Regions from separate parts of the Homo sapiens genome. Here region 1 is linked to region 2. A link is a loop called in an ENCODE intact Hi-C map of the cell type or tissue named here. Cell type or tissue: endothelial cell of umbilical vein. All regions are shown on one strand. Links, peaks and the distances in the headings refer to the core of each region. The heading gives the core; the rest is flanking DNA. Region 1 has its middle 20 kb from the start of SLC22A8. Region 2 overlaps PLAAT5 (phospholipase A and acyltransferase 5).

What was found. Peaks named below come from ENCODE experiments on the same cell type or tissue, not always from the same donor. Only the 100,000 strongest peaks of a DNase experiment are listed, where the experiment ranks them.
Region 1: a loop joins it to region 2, with 8 times the contacts of the local background. A loop is called at or near these places in 6 of 110 quality-filtered maps.

The regions. Positions count from the first base shown.
Region 1 is chr11:63,034,503-63,037,421 of GRCh38, reverse strand. No RefSeq gene overlaps it. Among named protein-coding and RNA genes, the nearest start is that of SLC22A8, 20 kb to the right of the region's middle. In endothelial cell of umbilical vein, for the core only: CTCF peaks have their summits at 1,344 (motif pointing right) and 1,545 (motif pointing left); a DNase peak (open chromatin) is centred at 1,531.
Region 2 is chr11:63,477,833-63,480,751 of GRCh38, reverse strand. All of the region lies in intron 3 of PLAAT5 (phospholipase A and acyltransferase 5), which reads left to right. Among named protein-coding and RNA genes, the nearest start is that of PLAAT5, 12 kb to the left of the region's middle. In endothelial cell of umbilical vein, for the core only: a CTCF peak has its summit at 1,760 (motif pointing left); a DNase peak (open chromatin) is centred at 1,721; H3K27me3 peaks cover 196 bases.

The DNA.
Region 1 (2,919 bases), core at 258-2,757, 440 kb after region 2:
CCTAGTCAATACCATTCAGGATATAGGCATGGGCAAGGATTTCATGTCTAAAACACCAAAAGCAATGGCAACAAAAGCCAAAATTGACAAATGGGATCTAATTAAACTAGAGCTTCTGCACAGCAAAAGAAACTACCATCAGAGTGAACAGGCAACCTACAGAATGGGAGAAAATTTTTGCAATCTACTCATCTGACAAAGGGCTAATATCCAGAATCTACAATGAACTCAAACAAATTTACAAGAAAAAAACAAACAACCCCATCAAAAAGTGGGCAAAGGATATGAACAGACACTTCTCAAAAGAAGACATTTATGCAGCCAACAGACACATGAAAAAATGCTCATCATCACTGGCCATCAGAGAAATGCAAATCAAAACCACAATGAGATACCATCTCACACCAGTTAGAATGGCGATCATTAAAAAGTCAGGAAACAACAGGTGCTGGAGAGGATGTGGAGAAATAGGAACACTTTTACACTGTTGTTGGGACTGTAAACTAGTTCAACCATTGTGGAAGTCAGTGTGGCGATTCCTCAGGGATCTAGAACTAGAAATACCATTCAACCTAGCCATCCCATTACTGGGTATATACCCAAAGGATTATAAATCATGCTGGTATAATGACACATGCACACGTATGTTTATTGCGGCACTATTCACAACAGCAAAGACTTGGAACCAACCCAAATGTCCAACAATGATAGACTAGATTAAGCAAATGTGGCACATATACACCATGGAACACTATGCAGCCATAAAAAAGGATGAGTTCATGTTCTTTGTAGGGACATGGATGAAGCTGGAAACCATCATTCTCAGCAAACTATTGCAAGGACAAAAAACCAAACACTGCATCTTCTCACTCATAGGTGGCAACTGAACAATGAGAACACTTGTACACAGGAAAGGGAACATCACACACCGGGGCCTGTCGTGGGGTGGGAGGAGTGGGGAGGGATAGCATTAGGAGATAAACCTAATTTAAATGACGAGTTAATGGGTGCAGCACACCGACATGTCACGTGTATACATATGTGACAAACCTGCACGTTGTGCACATGTACCCTAGAACTTAAAGTATAATAATAAAAAAAAAAAGAATTTGTGGCAGAAATTGCCAGTTAACTTCCAATATTCATTTTCCCATTCTTCCATAATAGATTTTTGGCCACCAAGAAAAAATGCAACATTTCACAGTCTTTCTTATAGGAAAGTGTAGCCATATGACACCTCAGCAAGCAGTATTTTCCGGACAATGGGATGTGAGCAGCAGTAATGTACATCTCCTCCCTCCCCCTCCTATTTTAACCCAGGCAGCCTACCTGTAGGGGGCAGGAAGGAATGGCAGGGGGTACTAAGTTCTTAACCATAGTGATTTATGTGTTATATGGCCATTTGATCCAGCTTGCTCTTCTACCATCCCTAGGTGGTTGCCCTCATATCATCATGGTTCAAAATGATCGCTGCCCTCTCTCCAAAATGATTCCTGGAAGGGAATAGATGGCAAGGCAGTCAATGGCTTCAGATCCCTAACTCTGAACACTATATTCTACTGCCCTCTAGTGGAATGTTCCAGTACTTGACACAATCGTTGCATAACTACATTGGCAAGAATGAAAGCTGTATGTGAAAAGAGCCACCAAGGCATGGATCGGTGTGTGAAAAGAACAATATTGGGACATGCAAAAGGGTATCTGCAGAGCCTGGAAGAGAAGTCCCAATCATCCCCTCCAGCACCTGGCTCAGGACTCTTGCCAATTCTTTGGTGAAAAGAACTGAAAGTCGGTATCAGAACTGAATACAGAAAACCCACGGTTGCTTGCCTAAATTTCTTCTCTGCCATTTGCATTGTAAACATATTGATTGAGCATCCACCAAGTGCCAGGCACAGCTCTGTCTCTATGATTGGGACAAACAAGGTCCCTTCTCTCAAAGGTGTACATTCTAAGGGGAGAGGAGGGTAAGTGTGGGCAAAGGAAAAGACAATAACAAGAAATGAATCAACACGAGGTTGGGCGCGGTGGCTCACACCTGTAATCCCAGCACTTTGGCAGGCAGAGGCGGGCAGATCACTTGAAGCCAGGAACTCAAGGCCAGCCTGGCCAACATGGCAAAACCCCGTCTCTATTAAAAATACAAAAATTAGCCAGGCTTGGTGGCATGCACTGTAATCACGGCTACAGCAAGAGGCTGAGGCAGGAGAATCACTTGAACCCAGGAGGTGGAGGCTGTAGTGGCCGAGATCGAGCCACTGCATTCCAGCCTGAGTGATAAAGTGAGACTCTATCTCAAAAAAGAAAAAAAATCAACACGAGTGGTGTCAGATAAAGGTAAACGCGGGCCAGATTGTGGAGATTTTTAAATGCATTAGGGAGTTTTAACATAGAGATAACATGCTTGGATTCAGGTTTCTAAAACACCATTCTGGCTTCTAGGTGGAAGATGGATTGTACAAGACAGGGATGGAGGAGGGAGACCAGCTGGAAGATGACTGTACGGGTCCGGAGGAGCGGTGATGGTAGCTTGAATTAGAAAGGAAGCAGCAGAGAATGAGGAGTGAAAAGACTGGTTTCCATTGTGAAAGTAAAGCCAACAGGCCTTAGTCTGTTCAGGCTGCTACCATAAAAATACAATATACGGGTGGCCTATAAAAGTCAGAAATGGATTTCTTACAGTTCTGGAAGCTGGAAATCTGAGATAGGTGCCAGCTTGGTCAGGCTCTGGTATGAGCCTTTTTCCAGGTTGAAGACTATTGTCTTCTCATTGTCTCCTCACATGGCAGACAGAAGGCTGGAGAGCTATTTGTGGCTCTCATGCAAGGGCACGAATCCTATTCTTAAAGTCTCTACTCTTAAGATCTAATTACCTTCCAAAAGCCCCACCTTCTAATACTGTCCTATTGAGAGTTAGGA
Region 2 (2,919 bases), core at 255-2,754:
AAAAGGGAAGGATGGGACTGTAGAAAAGACCCCAGTATAACCGCAACCTTGGCTGCACCTTAAACTCACCTAAGGAGCTTTTAAAACTCTGGCACCCAGGCTATACTCCAGACCAATCTGAACTTTTTAAAGCTCCACAGGCGATTTCAATTTGTAACCAAGGCTGAGAATCAATACTCAATATAATCGATTTACAGTGGGAGGAAATTTAACAAGAGAGTGGATAACTGTTAAGTCTCTGTGAATCCCATTTAGTTTTATACCTTACTACCTCATCCAGTGGCAATATTGCAGATGAGAGAGTATTAAAATGCAAAAGAAAATACTTAAAATTCCAAAATTCCCTCCTCTTTCCTTCTCCAATCCCTGAGCCTTCTGTTTTCTGTACCACAAAGCTTGTTCGACATCCTTGATGAACAGAACTTGGGTTTTCTGAGCTTTCTTCTGGCTTAGATTGGCCTCACAATGAATTGGGTTATCTTCTTGCTGTCAGTTTTCCAGGAAACAACAACAAGGATTTGATTGATTGCTTGTTTGTTGTCATAGGGAATGACCTAGCCATGTTGAGTGGGAAGTAACTGGCTATTTGGTTGGTGGGGAAATATGTCCAAGGTGGAGGGATGGTGAAGAACGGACCGCATGTTCCTACAAAGAACAGACGTGACCGTCCAGCTGGCTTGGCCGACTCTGAGAGCCCTGCCCTCCACTAGATATGGTGGATGGTGGGTGAAAGGCATTGGTTAGGACTCTAAGGTATTGGGGTCTGTGGTCAGGTAGAGTGAGATGGAATCAGGGGTTAGTTCAAGAGTAACATAACGTGTCAAGTGGCTTTCCCTCTGGAGTGACTCAGAAAAACCTGTCCCATAATCTTACTGTTACTGCCATTTCCTTCACCCTGATCAATGCCAGAAATAATAGCCTGAGTTGGATTGATTTGAGCTCTGGCGCCTGTTCTTCACTTCTTGTTCATCTTTTGTCCATGGGCATTTCTGTTTTTCTTCCTGACCAGTGTCAGGACTTAGATAGTAATGGTCCTTAGATTACTGTAACAGTGAGGATGGGCCTATGGGGTCTCCTGTGTCATGTGTGTATAATAGCAGAAATGGCCTCAGCTTAGCACATATGTTCATATAAAGAAATTAGGCTAAATAACTTCTCTTCCTCTCTCATTTACCTATGTCTGAAAGGAAAAAATAATTAGACAATCTATGAATCAAAAATCTGTATATACCTAAATTATAAATTAAAGGCAATTTAACTGTTTACCTGCATCTGCACATGCAAATGTTGAACCTGACTTGATTTTTTAAAATGAGCTTCAAAATATTTAAACTTCAGACTTTCTTATGAACATTTTAAAACAGTTTCTCTGATCCTTTGCCATTTATGAAGACAGAGGCATCTGCTTAAAGCAATATAGTCTTATTACTATCTGAATCACAAAGAAAATACTATTTGCTATTGTTCCTTTTTAGTCTTCTTCAAAGGACGAGAAAGAGCTCTCCTCCACTTTGCCTTTCTTCACTTACTCTCTTGGCTGCTTTCTGCTCCTCTGTATCCATCTACATCACTCACATGCTGTCTTCCCAACTCGTAGCACTCAACCTCTTCTGTATACTACCGGCTTCCGGGATTTATGGTGGGGGATATCCCTACTGCTTTCCCTGGGCTTATGGCAAAAGAAAATGAAGTCCAGTTTGAAGTCTCCTGCAATATCATTCTGCTTTCTGGGTGAGAAGCCTGGTATGGGGAGCCCTCTAGTGGATATGTGGCTGCCATTACATTTTCCCTTTAAGGCAGAAGAAAGAGTTGGTTTGTTGGCAGGGGCAAGGGAGTAGTTCTGGTCCTAGCTCGACCATGGACTTGCTGTGGGACTTTAGACAAAGCACTTCCTCTCTCTTGGCCTCAGTTCCTTCCATGAAATATTGTAGTGTATACTGTTTGCTTTGTGCCCACAAAAACTCATTGCTGCAAGTGGGCAGGACTTGTGGAATGGCTGAGTGCAGATCTCAGCAAATCCTCTTTTCCCAAAACAATTATGAAGCCAGACAAAATTGCCAAAGACAGTCATTTAAAGACTGGAAATTTGACCAAAGCCATACAACAGATTGAGAAGGGTTAATTTAAGAAAGTCCATCCGTGGTCGGGCGTGGGCTCACGCCTGTAATCCCAGCACTTTGGGAGGCCAAGGCGGGCAGGTCAGGAGATTGAGACCATCCTGGCTAACACGGTAAAACCCCGTCTCTACTAAAAATACAAAAAATCAGCAGGGCGTGGTGGCGCGAGCCTGTAGTCCCAGCTACTCGGGTGGCTGAGGCAGGAGAATCCCTTGAAACCAGGGAGGCGGAGGTTGCAGTGAGCTGAGATCGCGCCACTGCACTCCAGCCTGGGTAACAGAGCAAGACTCCGTCTAAAAAAAAAAAAAAGAAAGTCTATTGGTTCTCAGAAAGAACAGTGGAAGTCTGTAGTGTTTTAGCATTGCCCCTTCACCTCCAGCTCTGCGGTTGTGGTAAGGAAGTTCTATCCAGGTGGGTGGGGCTTGTGGGAGGGAATGGCGTGGCAGCAGAGGGTGACTGACTTTACTTCCATGCCCAGGGTTGTTGAAAACAAGAGTTATCTCAGTGACAATCATGGAAGACCAAAATTGCAGCTAGCTTGAGGTTGCAGTACTGGTTAGGACAAGCAATAGGCCAACAGGCCTGCCAAAAATTTAACATGGAAATCCAGGTAATGATACAACTAAAGAGGGTCTTGAAAAGCTGCCACATGTGTCTGGTGGTCTAGAAGGTATGCACAAGGCTGCATACACATTCACATTCAGGACAGACTGGAGACTCATAAAAATCTGGAACTTTGAATGAATTCTCCAAGCCACACAGAGATCCACTGACAAAAGGTAAAGCCTTCGCGGCACAAGGT